2 separate regions of the Homo sapiens genome follow, and region 1 is linked to region 2. The links are chromatin contacts, found by Hi-C or POLR2A ChIA-PET in ENCODE. All regions are on one chromosome and are shown on one strand. Each heading gives the region's core, a stretch centred on a gene start or an enhancer-like site at or near the end of the contact. The rest is flanking DNA. Distances are from core to core; before and after follow the strand shown.

Region 1 (6,944 bases), core at 3,877-6,376, 570 kb after region 2:
GTTTCCTCTAGGCCTTTGTTCTGAAAACTCAAAATGCCGTTTTCTTGGACTTTCCTTAGGCACCTGACTTCTTAGGTCACATGCAGAGTGCACTCCGCGTGTGTAGTACCATGTCAGATGGTAGCACAGAAACATGTCAATGAGAACCAGGCTTTGTAAGATGAACAGATGGTACAGTTAAGAGGAATTGGGCGAAGGGTAGGAAAAGAACTATTGTTTATGAAGGGGTCGTTCTAGGCACCTTCTTCCTACCTAAGGAACGCCTGGATTGTGGTGTAGCACAGCCCTACCTGGGCTCCTCACACACCACTCGAGGGACCTCATGCTTGTTACGTATAAGACTTTTCCATATGTGTAATAGAGACAACTTGGATGATCTCTGGGGGCTTCTACACCCTAGACCCTTGTGTGATTTTGGTGCAGAAGTTTCAGTGGAGGAATGCCTTCCTTAGGTTTATAAGTTTTCAGTTGGCAAGATCCTGAGAATGAGGGTCAAAGTGGGCAGAAAAGAGAGCAGGATTTCAGGATTTTTTGTTTCTTTCTTGAGGCAGTGTCTTGCTCTGTGACTCAGGCTGGAGTGCAGTGGCACGATCTCGGCTCACCACAGCCTCAACCTCCTGGGCTTAGGTGATCCTCCCACCTCAGCCTCCCCAGTAGATGGGACCACAGGCATGCGCCACCACGCCCAGCTAATTTTTGTATTTTTTGTAGAGATAGGGTTTCACTATGTTGCCCAGGCTGGTCTTGAACTCCTGGGCTCAAGCAATCCTCCTGCCTTGGCCTCCCAAAATGCTGGGATTACATGAGTGCGCCACTGCACCTGGCCCCGAGAACAGGATTTTAGGTCGAGTTGTGTTCTCTTTGTTCGTGCCCTCTGGAAAGGTGCATTCTGTCTTTGTAGAAAGCTGTCTGCTTGTTCTGTTGAGTCCTCCAGGTGGCATGCACATCCTTGACCAGCAGCAGAGGAAGAATTTTTGTGTTGGGGATCTTAGTTATTGTTAGGAACAGGCTCTCGGAAATGCCTCTCGCCCTTGATTTTTGGGGATTTCTCAGCCTGGAATGTCCTGGCCAAGCTCTCCCCCAGCCTTGTTTTTCCATTTGGCAAGTCTACTTATTCTTCTCAAGTTGCCCCCATCCATTCATGGAGCTCTGTTCATAGCCACTATTGCATTGCATCAGAGTTAGAGGTCTCATGTCCATATTCCCAACTAAAGTTATTTAAACACAGATGCTATATTCTGTTTTGTTTGGTAGCACTGCATTGGGATTTTGGCCTTGTGTATTCGGTGTTTAGTATATGCTTGAAATACTGGATCTTCCTTAGAAGGAATGAACAGGAATTGTGTATGGTAAATGCAGCTGAGAGTTGGGGAAAATCTTGGCTCCTAAGAATCATAAGAATGTCTGGAGAAGTGAATGTTAGTCTGGAGATTCTTAGAAAAATCTATTAACAGACACTGGTAAGTTTGCCAAGGAATGTGGACCTGGATTCTTTCATTTTGACTTTATGATCTTGTTAAGAAGTGTTCTTTTGCATCAGGCCAATGGGTAGAATTTGCTTGAAGGGCAGATTTTCTAATAGAAAACCTATGAAAAACATTTTCAGTTTCTAAACAACTTTAGTGACAAAGCTTTGAAACAGGTGATCTCTTAAACCATGTCTAAAGAAAAAGCCTTGCCTTATGAAAAATGGTCCTGAATCCAAAGTAGAAACACATAAAACTGTTCAGGGGGGATACTAACTTAGAAACCATAGGCTATGGGCCTTGGGAACTTGGAGATACTTGTACAAGCAACCTTGGAGTTTTTGGAGAATATTTGAGATGGGAATTCCTGGGCTGTGTGGCAAGGGAAACTGAACTTCCTACTAATAAGCAAGTAGCAGTGCAGAACTTGAGACTTACTATCAATAGTTAAGATACATTTGAATAACTCTCCAAAACAAAAGATAAATCTCTATGTCTTAATATTCCCTACTTTTTATATCACTGTGTCCTATTTAGACTGTTAAAAATTATACAGACATTTTAATGATTATATGTACTAGTCAGCTTTGCTGTGGTAATAACTCCAAAAATGCTAAGGTGTGCAACAAACATGTATTTCTAGGTCATGCCGTGTGTCAGTGGCTGTGAGTCAGCTTCTCTGGCCCTCTCCTGCAAGTCTTCCCATTCCAAAGGAGCAGCCCCTGTTTGGGACACACTACTTTCAAAGTCGAGGAGCAAGGGAGCTGGTGGAAGCATGCGTTGGCTCTTAAAGGATCTGCTCTGATCCGATGTACATTCATGTACCATGTACCAGTGGCTGGAGCAAGTCACGTGTCCAAGGCCAAAGTCAGTGTGGTGGGGATGTGTCTTCCTGTGGGAAGTCACTTGGCAATAAGAAGAATATATGATCCTTTTAAAGGATGGGAAGTTCATAATTATGAACACTAATGCAATCTACCATATAGTCTTTGTCCTCCACTTCTTTCCCAGAACATTTAGTAAATATAGCAGTTCATGTTTACCATTTAAAAATGCTTTAAACACATTTGCTCCCTATTATGTATATTACAAATTTTAGATAATTTGGGAGGAGCCTGACCTATTGCCATGAACTCATGTGGCAGATCACTGTATGAGTTCAAGTATTCTTCTCTATATTATTGCGGTAACTAGACTTTCCAGAATGGTTTTGAATTATGGCAAATACTTTATATCTGAATGTAGTGGACATGGCTTTGTGATTTAAAAGGTCTTCATTTTTAAAATATGTCCACTACATTTTTTATTGTTTTATTGTTATTGGAGATAATTTACAGAGCATGAAATTCACCATTTTAAGGTATATAATTGAGTGTATATTCACAGGGTTGTGCAACCATCATCGCTATCTAATTTTAGAATATTTTGTCACCCCAAAAAGAAATTTGGTCTTTATTAAGCTGGCTCTCCCTGTTCCCCCTACCTGTAGCCCCTGGCAACCAAGTCTGCTTTCTGTCTCTCAGGATTTGCCTGTTCTGACATTTCATATAAATGGAATTATATAGCATGTGGCTTTTCTCATCTAGCTTCGTTCACTTAGAATAATGTCTTCAAGATTAATTGCTGATGTTTTCTGATAAATACTTTTAAACATATTTAGGAACTTTTTTTTTTTTTTTTTTTTTTTTTTTTTGAGACGGAGCCTTGCTCTGTCGCCAGGCTGGAGTGCAGTGGCGCAATTGCGCTGCTCACTGCAACCTCCGCCTCCTGGGTTCAAGCGATTCTCCTGCCTCAGTCTCCCAAGTAGCTGAGACTACAGGTGTGTGCCACCACGCCCAGCTAATTTTTGTATTTTTAGTAGAGATGGGGTTTCACCATGTTGGCCAGGCTGGTTTCAATCTTTGACCTCGTGATCCACCCGCCTTGGCCTCTCAAAGTACTGGGATTACAGGCATGAGCCACTGCACCTGGCCGGGAACTTTCTTTTTACTTCTTAATTTTACTTAGAGATTTAAATGGAATGGCTGATATGAGTGATGCCAGTAAATATTTTGGTAGTTTTGGACATGAGTATCTTCAACAGTGGTTGAAGTAATGTATATTAATGTAATATAGTGTAATGAAGTAATGTTATTAATGTAATAAATTGTATTGATAAATTTCCTAATGTTAAATCATTCTTGCTTCCCTGGAATACATTTGACTTGATCCTGGTATATATTTTTTTTCCAAAAATTCTTTTAGTGTACTGTTAGTTGTTACTTTATTAATGATGTTTATGCTTGTTCTCAGTTTTCTTTTTTGTCCTAATATTTTGATACCGGATATAGATAGTCATCATGAAATGATTTGAAAGGTTTCTGCATTTTAAAATTATGTCTTAGAATATTTGAATAAAGTAGGACTTACTCTTTGAAGGTTCATGAGTGCTCACTGTGAAACACTTGGGACCCAGCTTACCTCTTCGTGGATGTTCTCTGACAACAGTTTTGTGGTTATTTATCTGTTTAGGTTTTTTCTCTCTATTTAATTTCACCTTGATCACATAATTTTTCCTAGAAAGCCAGCTAGCTCATATAGATGTCCAAATTTGTTGGCATAGTTATTCACAGCACAACCTTTTAATTTACAATCATACATAGACACAAGTTCTAAATAGTTATTGCCTGTTCCCTTTTTCCATTTTCCTCTTTTTTTATTTTTTATTGAGACAGCATCTCTCTCCGTCGCCCAGCCTGGAGTACAATGGTGCGATCTCTGCTCACTGCAACCTCTGCCTCCTAGGTTCAAGCAATTCTCATGCCTCAGCCTCCTGAGTAGCTGTGACTACAGGCTTGAGCCACCACGCCTGGCTAACTTTTTGTATTTTTACTAGAGACAGGGTTTCCCCATGCTGCTCAGGCTGGTCTTGAGCTCCTGGGCTCAAGCAATCCACCTGCCTCGGTCTCCCAAAGTGCTGGGATTATAGGTTTGAGGCCACTACACCTGGGCCATTTTCCTTTTTCTATATTGTTCAGATTTCCTAAGTTTTAGTTTATCTGATTCATCTTTCAGAAGAATTAAATTTTGCTTTTGTTTATAACTTTTGTTCTTTTCTGTTTTAATTTATGCTTTCATTTTTAGATTCTCTTTCCACTTTCTTTAGGCTTTTTTTTTTCTTTTTCTTTTAATGGGAACACAGAGTAAGTCTGGCCTAAAGGGTTCTGTTTTATGGGCTTCATCTTTTTCAAATGCATGTTTATCTGTTATTGAGGACTCTTGCTTTTTTTGTGTTTTGGTTTTCTTAGGTCTGAGTGATGAGCTAATGCCATTTTGAGTTGTTTTTATGGTTTACTTGCCTCTGATGAGATAATAATTCAGACCTGCTATTTGCCCCCATCAGAACAAGTGGATTATATTGGATCCTCTGTGTTTCTACTTGATGTTGTTAGCATTGTCTTAGATCCATAGATTACTAGTTATCTGTCAGATGGGAAAGAAGCCTGGCTTTCTCTGTGTTTTAGCTGCTCCCCCCATCTCAGTAGAGCTCAGTCCCCCCAGCATTTGCAGTCTGGCCTGCTTTGGGCTTGTTGGACACACCCCAGGGCAGCCAACCCAGATGCCTTCATGTTCCTATGAGCTGCTGCTTCCATCTCTACCCATCATGCGGGGGGAGAAGGCCATGTGGGCGGGGTGCCCTCTGCTGGTGGCCCACACTTGGTGTATTTGCCTGTGCTTGGCATCCCCTTGGTCACAGTCACAGCAGCCAACTCCTTGGTGGTCCTGGATTGCCCCACTGCCAAACCTTCCATGTCCTCTACTCCCCACTGACAATCACACTTTCAAATTAGCGTGCGTGTAAAGGGGGTTCAAGGACATTTTCTACTTATTAAGTAACCTCAATAACCTGAAGTAACTTCGGTGACATGGGTTAGATTCCTCTGGGTTCTTTTTTCAGTTGTGGCCCAGGTAGAACCAGTAGACAGCCTTTGAGACCTTTGGCATTTGGATGGCACCCTTTCCTCATTTCCAGTATTGATATGACTCCAGTCACTGTTTTTCTTGTTCTTTTTACCTCCACTGTTTTTTGTTTTTTTTTTTTTCTTTCATTCTCTAGGTTAAATTAGTATCTGGAGGGTGGAAAAAGGGAGAACGCAGAGGCTTGTGTTCAACTCACTGAGTTTATCTAGAGGTCTAGCTTTCTAATTTTTTAAACAAGTGTGTCACATTACACATACAAACATGACCGCTTCCTGGTTATTGAGCCTTTGGGATTTTTCTAGGTTTCACTCTGTGTTCTTTGTATCATGAACATCTTTGAACAGAACATTTTTGAGATTATCCCTTTGAGTTTATTCTCCAAAGTGGGCTTAGCTTTAGTTTTACAACAAAATCAACAATCAAGAATATTCAGTTTGTATAGAACACATTCATTCATTTTTTTTCTTTTTTTTTGAGATGGAGTCTTGCTCTTGTCGCATAGGTTGGAGTGCAGTGGCGTGATCTCAGGTCACTGCACCCGCCGCCTCCCAAGTTCAAGCAGTTCTCCTGCCTCAGCCTCCTGAGTAGCGGGGATTACAGACGTGTGCCAACACCCCTGGCTAATTTTTGTATTTTTAGTAGAGATGGGGTTTTACCATGTTGGTCAGGTTGGTCTTGAACTCCTGACCTCGTGATCCACCCGCCTCGACCTCCCAAAGTGCTGGGATTACAGGTGTGAGCCACTGCGCGTGGCCAACACATTCTTTAAGCATCTGCTGTGTACCTGGCACGAGGGGGGTAAATTAAGAAAAGTAATATGCAGTCTGTGTATTCAGAGAGCCATCATTTTACCCTTAACGTAAAGATGCCTTGAGAGGCTTTGTCAGGCTCCTCTGAGACTAGATCATTCACTTGCCCATATTCCTCCAATAGAATCAAAAAGAGAAATTAGATTGTTTTAGCATAACTTATTTTTATTAAAACTATATTGGCTCCTAGTCTATACCACTCTCTTCATAAATCATATGTTTAATGTAATATAAAATTTTGCCAGTGATTTATGTTAATTTAATATTCTGTCTTGTGGCTGGCTGACCATAATGGTGTATCTTAAAATTGAAATTCTTTGAACCAGAGGAGTTTGTAAAGCAACCTCACTCTGCATCTGTCTTCCTAGGGTAAAGTAAAAGTGGGAAGGAGTAAGAAATGCTCTTATAATGGAAACCTACATGGTGAAAATTGGTATTTTGCAACAATGGGGAGTTTTCATTATTAATCAACTATGTAGTTGTAACTCTTCACAAAGGCTATTCTGGATATCCTTTGTTATAATAAAATCATTAAGAAAATATATTTGAGGCCCCAACTGTGGGTCTCAATGCAATTTTTATTTTTTAGCAATTATTGTGTGTCTGCTATGAACCCAGCCTCATAGTTTATAAGAGGATGCAAGAATACTTACAAGCACGTGTGTGTGTGTCTGTGTGTGTGTGTATGAGAGAGAGAGAATAGTGATAC
Region 2 (7,637 bases), core at 5,004-7,503:
AGAAAAGGCACAACTGAAAAACAGTAATATGGATATACAGGCTGGGCGCGGTGGCTCACGTTTGTAATCCCAGCACTTTACAAGGCTGCGGCAGGCGGATCACTTGAGGCCAGGAGTTCGAGACCAGCCTAGCCAACAAGGTGAAACCCGTCTCTACTAAAAACATAAAAACACAAAAATTAGCCAGGCGTGGTGGTACACGCCTGTAATCCCAACTACTTGGGAGACTGAGGCACAAGAATTGCTTGAGCCTGGGAGACGGACATTGCAGTGAGCTGAGATTGTGCCACTGCACTCCAGCCTGGATGAAAGAGCAAGACTCTGTCTCAAATAATAAGTAAATAAATAGTAAATATAAACAAAAATAAAAATGGGTATAGGCCGAGTGCAGTGACTCACTTCTGCATACTCAGCACTTTGGGAGGCCAGGAGTTTGAGACCAGCCTGGGAAACACAGCAAGACCTCATCCCTCCAAAAACAAGAAGATATAATTACTGATAAGGCAGAGATTTAAAAACATTATAAACTTTAACCAATATGTTTGAAAACTACTATATAAATTAATAGTTAATAATCTACCCAGTAGAAAGGGAGAGGGGCAGGAGTATAGAAGATACAACGCAGAATATGAATCACGTAAGTTAGGTGACAGAAACAAAGTTTCATTATATCAGTCTTTCAATTTTACAAATGTTTGTGTTTCCATAAAAACAGGCTTTAGAAAAAGGCAAACTTTTGGAGGAGAATAGGAAACAAAAAAAACCCAAGCATTTATTTTGCCTTTCTACAGAAGCTGTACCTCAAAGTAATGAAATAGCTGATATGGGGGTTTCTCTTATATAGAAGAAATCCAACTAATACAAGCAAAAGGAATTAGAATTATAGCTTTACCATCTTGCAGTCCCTAAAAATTAATGGATCTAGGCAATGATCAATGGATACTGCCATCAAAAGAAAAGCCACATTATGGAAGTATCCAACGCTATCAATGAAGTATTCTTACGAAAAAAAAAAAAGGTAGGGGGGAAGGGGAGGCAGGGAGAAAGAAGAGAGAAAACAGAATCTGAATGAGCTCTTCTCGATTTACATGTAATTGGCAAAATTCAAAGAGCTGTTTCTTCAACAAATAAATTACAAAAAAAAAAGGATGGAGAGGGAACCTGTAAAAGCCTTTATCAACTGCAATGTATGGACTTCTATACTGAAATGTTTACAGATGAAATTATATGATGACTGGGATTTAAAAGAAATCCTAGGATAGCCAGGTGTGGTGGTGCATGCCAGCTACTCAGGACGCTGCGGCAGAATTGCTTGAACCCAGGAGGTGGAGGCTGCAGTGAGCCAAGACCACACCACTGCACTCCAGCCTGGGCAACGAGAGACTCTGTCTCAAAAAATAAAAATGAAAAACTAAAAGTAATCCTAGGAGTGGGGTAAAGAACAGATTAAACAAAATTGGCCACTAGTTGCAGTTGGGTACTGGGTAAATGGGAGTTCATCATAGTAATACTTGTGTATTACAAATCTTAATTTTTGGCCAGGTGGTGGCTCATGCCTGTAATCCTAGCACTTTGGGAGGCCAAGGCAGGTGGATCACTTGAGGTCAGGAGTTCAAGACCACCCTGGCCAACATGGTGAAACCCTGTTTCTACTAAAAAATACAAAAATTAGCTGGGCGTGGTGGCTCATGCCTGTAATCCAAGCTACTTGGGAGGGTGAGGCAGGAGAATTGCTTGAACCAGGGAGGCAGAGGTTGTAGTAAGCCAAGATTGTGCCACTGCACTCCAGCCTGGGCAATGGAGCAAGACTCCGTCTCAAAAAAAAAAAATCTTAACTTTTATAAAGTCTTCTCTTAGGATGCTAGAGATCTAGGTAGGTCTTTCTGGCTTCTTTTGATAAAATATATTAGGAGGCCAGATGCAGTGGCATACTCCTGTTATCTCAGCATTTCAAGAGGCTGAGGGGGGAGGATCACTTGTGTCCGGGAGTTCAAGACTAGCCTGAGCAACATAGTGAGAACTCGTCTCTACAAAAAATAAAAAATTAGCTGGGTGTGGTGGTGGGTGCCTATAGTCCCAGCTACTTGGGAGGCTGAGATGGGATGACTGCTTTGAGTCTGGGAGGTTGGCTGCAGTGAGCTATTGATGGCCCCACTGCACTCAGCCTTGCCAACACAGTGAGACCCTGTCTCAAAAAATAAAAGGGAAATATATTAGGGGTTAGATGTCAAACAGCTCACCAGATCAGTTACAGTGGCAAAACCAAAACTAAAACACATTAATTAAATCTTTCTGAATCTAGTTGGATGTAAAACTGTTCGGAAGGGTAAAATTTACTTGAAAACATGTTTTTTTGTTTGTTTTTTTTTGGTCAGTGAAATATTTTTCCTGTAGATATGCCGTGGTCAGGACAATGCAATATATGCACATGTAAGAGTTTCATGTTGAAACTCAGTCCATGGTATCTTGGGTTCTTTATAAGAGGGCCTTACTTATTGGCTAGAATAATCTGCTGACTTAAGAAAAGAATTGGTTGCTAGCTCCTTGCTCAATTATAATAATTTTTGAAACACTCCTGGGTAACTGGTACAAAGTACATTAACCAGATACCAGAAACCCCTCCTCATACTCTTTCAGTTACCTCCTTCCCAAAGGTAACTATCCTGTTTCTGAACTTGATGTACATAAAATTATATAGTGTTTGTACGTGGCTTCCTTTGTTCAGCATCACATCTGTGAGATTCTTCCATGCAGTGGAATGAGCTTCATTTTGTTCAGTTGCATTACTATATTCTACTATAGAACTCTATCATTATGAAATCTATCCCTAATAATGCCTTTTGCCCTAAAGTGTACTTTGTCTAACATTAATGTAGTTAATAACAGTTTTATTTTGAAGACAATCTCTTAACAGGTTAGAATGTGACATTTGTATTCTGCAGGAATAAGGACTGAGCAGATAATTCTCTAATTTTAGGCACAGAATAATGATAGAGATGCTTATCAAGTGATTAGAGGGCAATTTATTCCAAAAGAAATATTGAGTTTTTCCTGTTACCCTGTCTATATCCTTAGAACAAATATAGGGGTAAAAAAATTGAGAAGGCTGGGCACAGTGGCTCACCCCTGTAATCCCAGTGCTTCCTACTGTAATCTGAGAAGGGAGGATCGCTCGAGCCCAAGACTTCAAGACTAGCCTAAGGAACAAAGTGAGACCCAGTTTCTACAAAAGTAAAAAGTAAAAAACTTAGCCAGGCACATACCTGTAGTCCCACTTACTTGGGAGCCTGAGGCAGAAGGAAGGCTTGAGCCCAGGAGTTTGAGGCTGCTTCAGCCTGGGCAACACAGTGAGACTCTGTCTCAAAACAAAACAAAAACAGAAAGAAAAATAAAAAAATAGACATTATGAATCTGCTAGGAACATTAGAATCATTACTTTTCTGGTTTCTTTATACTAGTAGAGTTGGAAACTCTACATCAGAACCCAGTGGCTCCAGAATGTGGTAATTCCAGCAAAATTATTACTAGAGTTTTATCACTTCAGCATAAACTGTTTTGATAAAAAACACACAAAGGAAAGTGATGAATTCCCATTATAGGTTGAAATAGACAACAGGAAAAAAAGCTTTGATGTAGAAACAGTAAGACTACAAATAGGTCTATCACTCCTAACTATACCTAACCCAGCATCCCAGTTCATTTATCACAAATGTTAGACATTAAATACTGGGCACAGCTTGTCTGACGATGTCCTCTTATTTCTACAATTGTTTTTTTAAGTAATGGCATTTGTCTTAGAAATAATCATTGCTCTGATATGGCTATTTATCTCTAAGAGTAAAAAGGACAAATTATGGCAGGGTCTATATTCCTACATATTCACAACTAGCTGTAGGATAGTTATAGCCATATGTATTCTGAGAAGTGCCTCAGAGAGGCCTCATGATCCATTTTTGGGGATTCCTATTGAAGGCAGGAGTTCAAAAGTAACGTGTTTAATTTGTGGATTTAGGCTGACATATCTACTACATTACACATTTCTAAAAGGTAAGTCACCACGTGCTTAACTCTATATTTTTCCCAACACCTAGCTCAAGTGCTGGTACAATCAGTACTCGGTGAACTGAATGAATAAAACAGTGCTATGGGGCTGAATTTTGTGTCCCCCTTCCCAAATTCCTACGTTGAAGTCCTAATCCCCAGAATCGCAGAATGTAACCACATTCAGAGACAGACTCTTTAAGGAATTAGGGTAAAATGAGATAATATGAGTAAGCCCTCATCTTTGACTGATGTCCTTATAAGAAGAGATTAGGACATGGACACACTCAGAAGAGCGAGCTTGTAGAAGGCGCAAGGAAAAGACAGCTATCTACAAACCAAGGAAAGGCATTGGAAGAAATCAACACTGCTGACACCTTGATCGTGGCCTGCGAGCCTCCATGAACTGTGAGAAACTCATTTCTGGTGTCTAAGCCACCTAGTCTGTGGGACTTTTTTATGGCAGTCCTAGCAAACTCATACAAACAGTAACTACATTTTTTGTTAGTTTTCTGAAATTTAAAATGTGAAACGACATTAAAAAATTTTTCAGAAGTAGATAAGGCATTTTTACCCTTCATCAGAAACATTCTCACCACTTACTCAATGTCTTTACGTTGCAGTGAGGTATGATCATGTGGCTTTTAGGAGAAAACATAAGCACTCCAATACTGTGTACAGATCTTCAAGATCATAACCTTAGCAGCACTTGGAAGTCTGAAACTGCAACACCTGGGTGCAATAGAGTGCACTGGACCAAGTCACAGAGACCTGGGCTTCCTTGCTGTTAACTGGAAATTGAACTAGGTGGTCTCTTGGGTCACTGACATGACTTAATGATGGTTATAACCCCTCTGCTGAGTAAATAAGCATTTCACAGTCAATCGAGTTTATAAAAGCCTAATATAGTCATACAGTTATTTTATCTTTTCCTGATAAAAATGCCTCATGTAAAAATACCTATTTATTTTCCCAGTATTTATGGAGACCACAGATTTTACAGGTAAGCCAGCAAAGATTAGTAGTGATTACCTAATTTTCTATTCCATTCAAAATAAATTCCCACTTCCAGGAGACTAAAATATACAATGAACGCTAAGTCTAGACTTCTGCAATCCAACAATTCTTTAAAGATCTGAGAAGTAAAACGTTTGTCTAAGGAAAAGGAATGTAGCATCAGCTAGTATCTGTGCTACCTTTTTAAAGAGGACACAAATTTGGTTTGAGATCACACCTTGTGTCTCAAAGTGTATGTATACTAATGCCGTAGGGAAGCCAAATACTGAACAAAACTGGAAATAGTGTTCCAACTGTAGTTTGGCACTGCACATATGGGGAGAAAGAGAGAAAGAAAAAGGAGAGTGAGTGTGCAAGCAAGAAAGCATGCCGCCATGCCCCTGCATTACGGGGCAGTGCCAGAGAAGGTGCATCATAGGAAGATTAGGAAAGCACTTTGCTCCTCAAAACGAGAATTATTCCTAAATGAAGACAGAGACAGTTAATAGATTTTGTGTTTTTCCCATTTTGAACATTGTTTGAATATGTGCTCACTATTCACTAACCATGACACGTTTAGATGGATGGCTATGGAAAAGAAAAGAAAATAGGACATCATTAGAATTACAGGTAAGACAAAGGGAAACCCAAAGTACAGACAAGAACACAGAAAAATTTTAAGAGAGTACAGATGTCATGACATTTATTAAAAGGCATGCTACAATGCTATATTTGTTAGGAAAAGAGATTAGAGATATCAAGTAATAGTCAGCAAATATACAAACTGAACGAAAATGGAATATACTGTAGTGTACAGAAGCTTGAATTAACCATGCACTACGCATTTAGAAAATATGTTTTTTAATATTTTATCTTCTCTTTGCATTTATAACATAATTCACTTCAACAATCACAGACTCCTTTTTTTCCAATGCCACAGACTGTTACAAATGAAAGCTGGTACTGCTGCTTATCCAAAATATACAAGACAATTGATGTTTTATATAAAACCACTTTATAAGTTCATTTGTTCCCAAAAACCTTTTTTTCTTTTTTGGCCTTGTTAAAAAAAATGTTGTTACAAATATTTACAGCATTTTCTTCTGTTAGACGAACATTCTTAAAAACTGAAAAGGGGAATTTTGATGAACAGACCACGTAAAACACCAGACAATGTCAGAGGCTCCTAGCTGTGCTATTTTTTTTTTCTTAGATACAGTACTGAAAATGCCCATCAAACTCGTCATCCTAATCCATTCTGTTCACACTGAAACTCACATTTTCTCTAAGTAGTCTATTCAGCAGTAGAAATTGAAAGTAAAGGCCGCTCTGCACTGGTTCTTCTTTCAGAAAGGAGCTTGGGGAAAATGCAAAATGCTTTACAGAGAGGAGTTAAAACCACAACAGTCAGTCTTTGGTCAGAGCAATGAGGTGACACTTTGATGCAAAACTTTGCTTGGTCAGCAATCTTTATAACTGGTACTTTCTGGATATGGGATGAATTTTTAAAAGATCTGGGAAACAACAGTAAGGGGGAAAAAAGGCCAGAGTATGATTTTTTTAATGGCATCAAAAAAATAGCTATTTAAATATTTGTTATTACAACTACTACATAGATCCAAGAAGTGAAAATAATACAACAACAAATCAGTTGACAATGCTGATTTAAGCATGCCATAGGCATCTTTCAATTATGACTATGATCACCAAGGTCACTGGACCAGACAAATATCCCTGTTCTCTGGAACATATGCCTCAGGTTACAAAAACTAAGGAAACTACCACAAAGATTTTGAGCAGCTCTATTCTTGGACCTGCACAATGCTCTACAATGAATATTATGTGATAAAGGCAAAAGTGTAACTGAGACTTTATTTATAGTTACAATTCTTTGCTTGGATGAATAGTTGGTGGGACAACATTCTTTTAAAACTATATAGTACATATTTCCTGAAAACCAGAATACTGATACTACTTTAGTCTCAAATAGGAAGAAAAGGTCAATTAAGACTACTGAAGAAGGCACATAAACTTTGGTCCTGTTTTTTCTCCCACTATAAAACCCCTCAAACTAAGATTTTAATAATTTTCTATATTTTAAACCACTCACAACTAGCTGTTAAAATTTGCTCTGAAAAAAGACTGCTAATAGTCTTGTAGATAACAACACAACTCTTTTAAAAGACAGCTGAGTTATATTTTCAAATTTTGTGCAATCTAAATTGTATTTCTTTCAGCACAATAGTAGAGTATTTTGAGTCTGGCAGTTTTGTTCTCATTAACAGATCAAGACAAAGGAAAGGCTAAGAAAAATGCTTTACGCATCGTCACGCTGTCTCTTTTTGGTTTTAAAAATAGCAGTACACATTAGGTTTTCTAAGGGATAGGTGGGGAAAAACACATGTACTTTTGTCAATTTTTTGTCCAAAAATATCTCGTGGGAACAGAAGAGAAACTGCATGACAATATGCTAAACATGTAAGCACTGCTGACTGATGGCACGGAGACACTGAAAAGAACAGAGAGCCAGGCGTGGTGGCTCATGCCTGTAATCCCAGCACTGTGGGGAGGTGGAAGCAGGAGAATCACTTGAGCCCAGG

Evidence for each region. Hi-C counts contacts between places; a loop is a spot of excess contacts on that map. ChIA-PET counts read pairs that join two places held with the same protein, here RNA polymerase II (POLR2A). Pooled maps may share reads with other maps.
Region 1: a loop to region 2 is called in a pooled map, with 5 times the contacts of the local background. The contact joins two enhancer-like sites. A Hi-C loop is called at or near these places in 3 of 37 single-sample maps with no recorded cell type and 4 of 50 pooled maps. POLR2A ChIA-PET finds 5 or more read pairs at or near these places in 1 of 52 experiments (activated T-cell).

The regions. Positions count from the first base shown.
Region 1 is chr9:112,788,270-112,795,213 of GRCh38, forward strand. All of the region lies in intron 1 of SNX30 (sorting nexin family member 30), which reads left to right. Among named protein-coding and RNA genes, the nearest start is that of SNX30, 41 kb to the left of the region's middle. Within about 2 kb of position 5,127, at least 2 of the 41 ENCODE cell types and tissues checked have a DNase peak (open chromatin) inside an H3K27ac peak, as active enhancers do.
Region 2 is chr9:112,212,723-112,220,359 of GRCh38, forward strand. It overlaps PTBP3 (polypyrimidine tract binding protein 3), which reads right to left. Exons shown (of 14, transcript NM_001163788.4): 14 at 5,713-7,637. Among named protein-coding and RNA genes, the nearest start is that of SUSD1, 41 kb to the left of the region's middle. RefSeq lists an enhancer at 6,432-6,481. Within about 2 kb of position 6,254, at least 2 of the 41 ENCODE cell types and tissues checked have a DNase peak (open chromatin) inside an H3K27ac peak, as active enhancers do.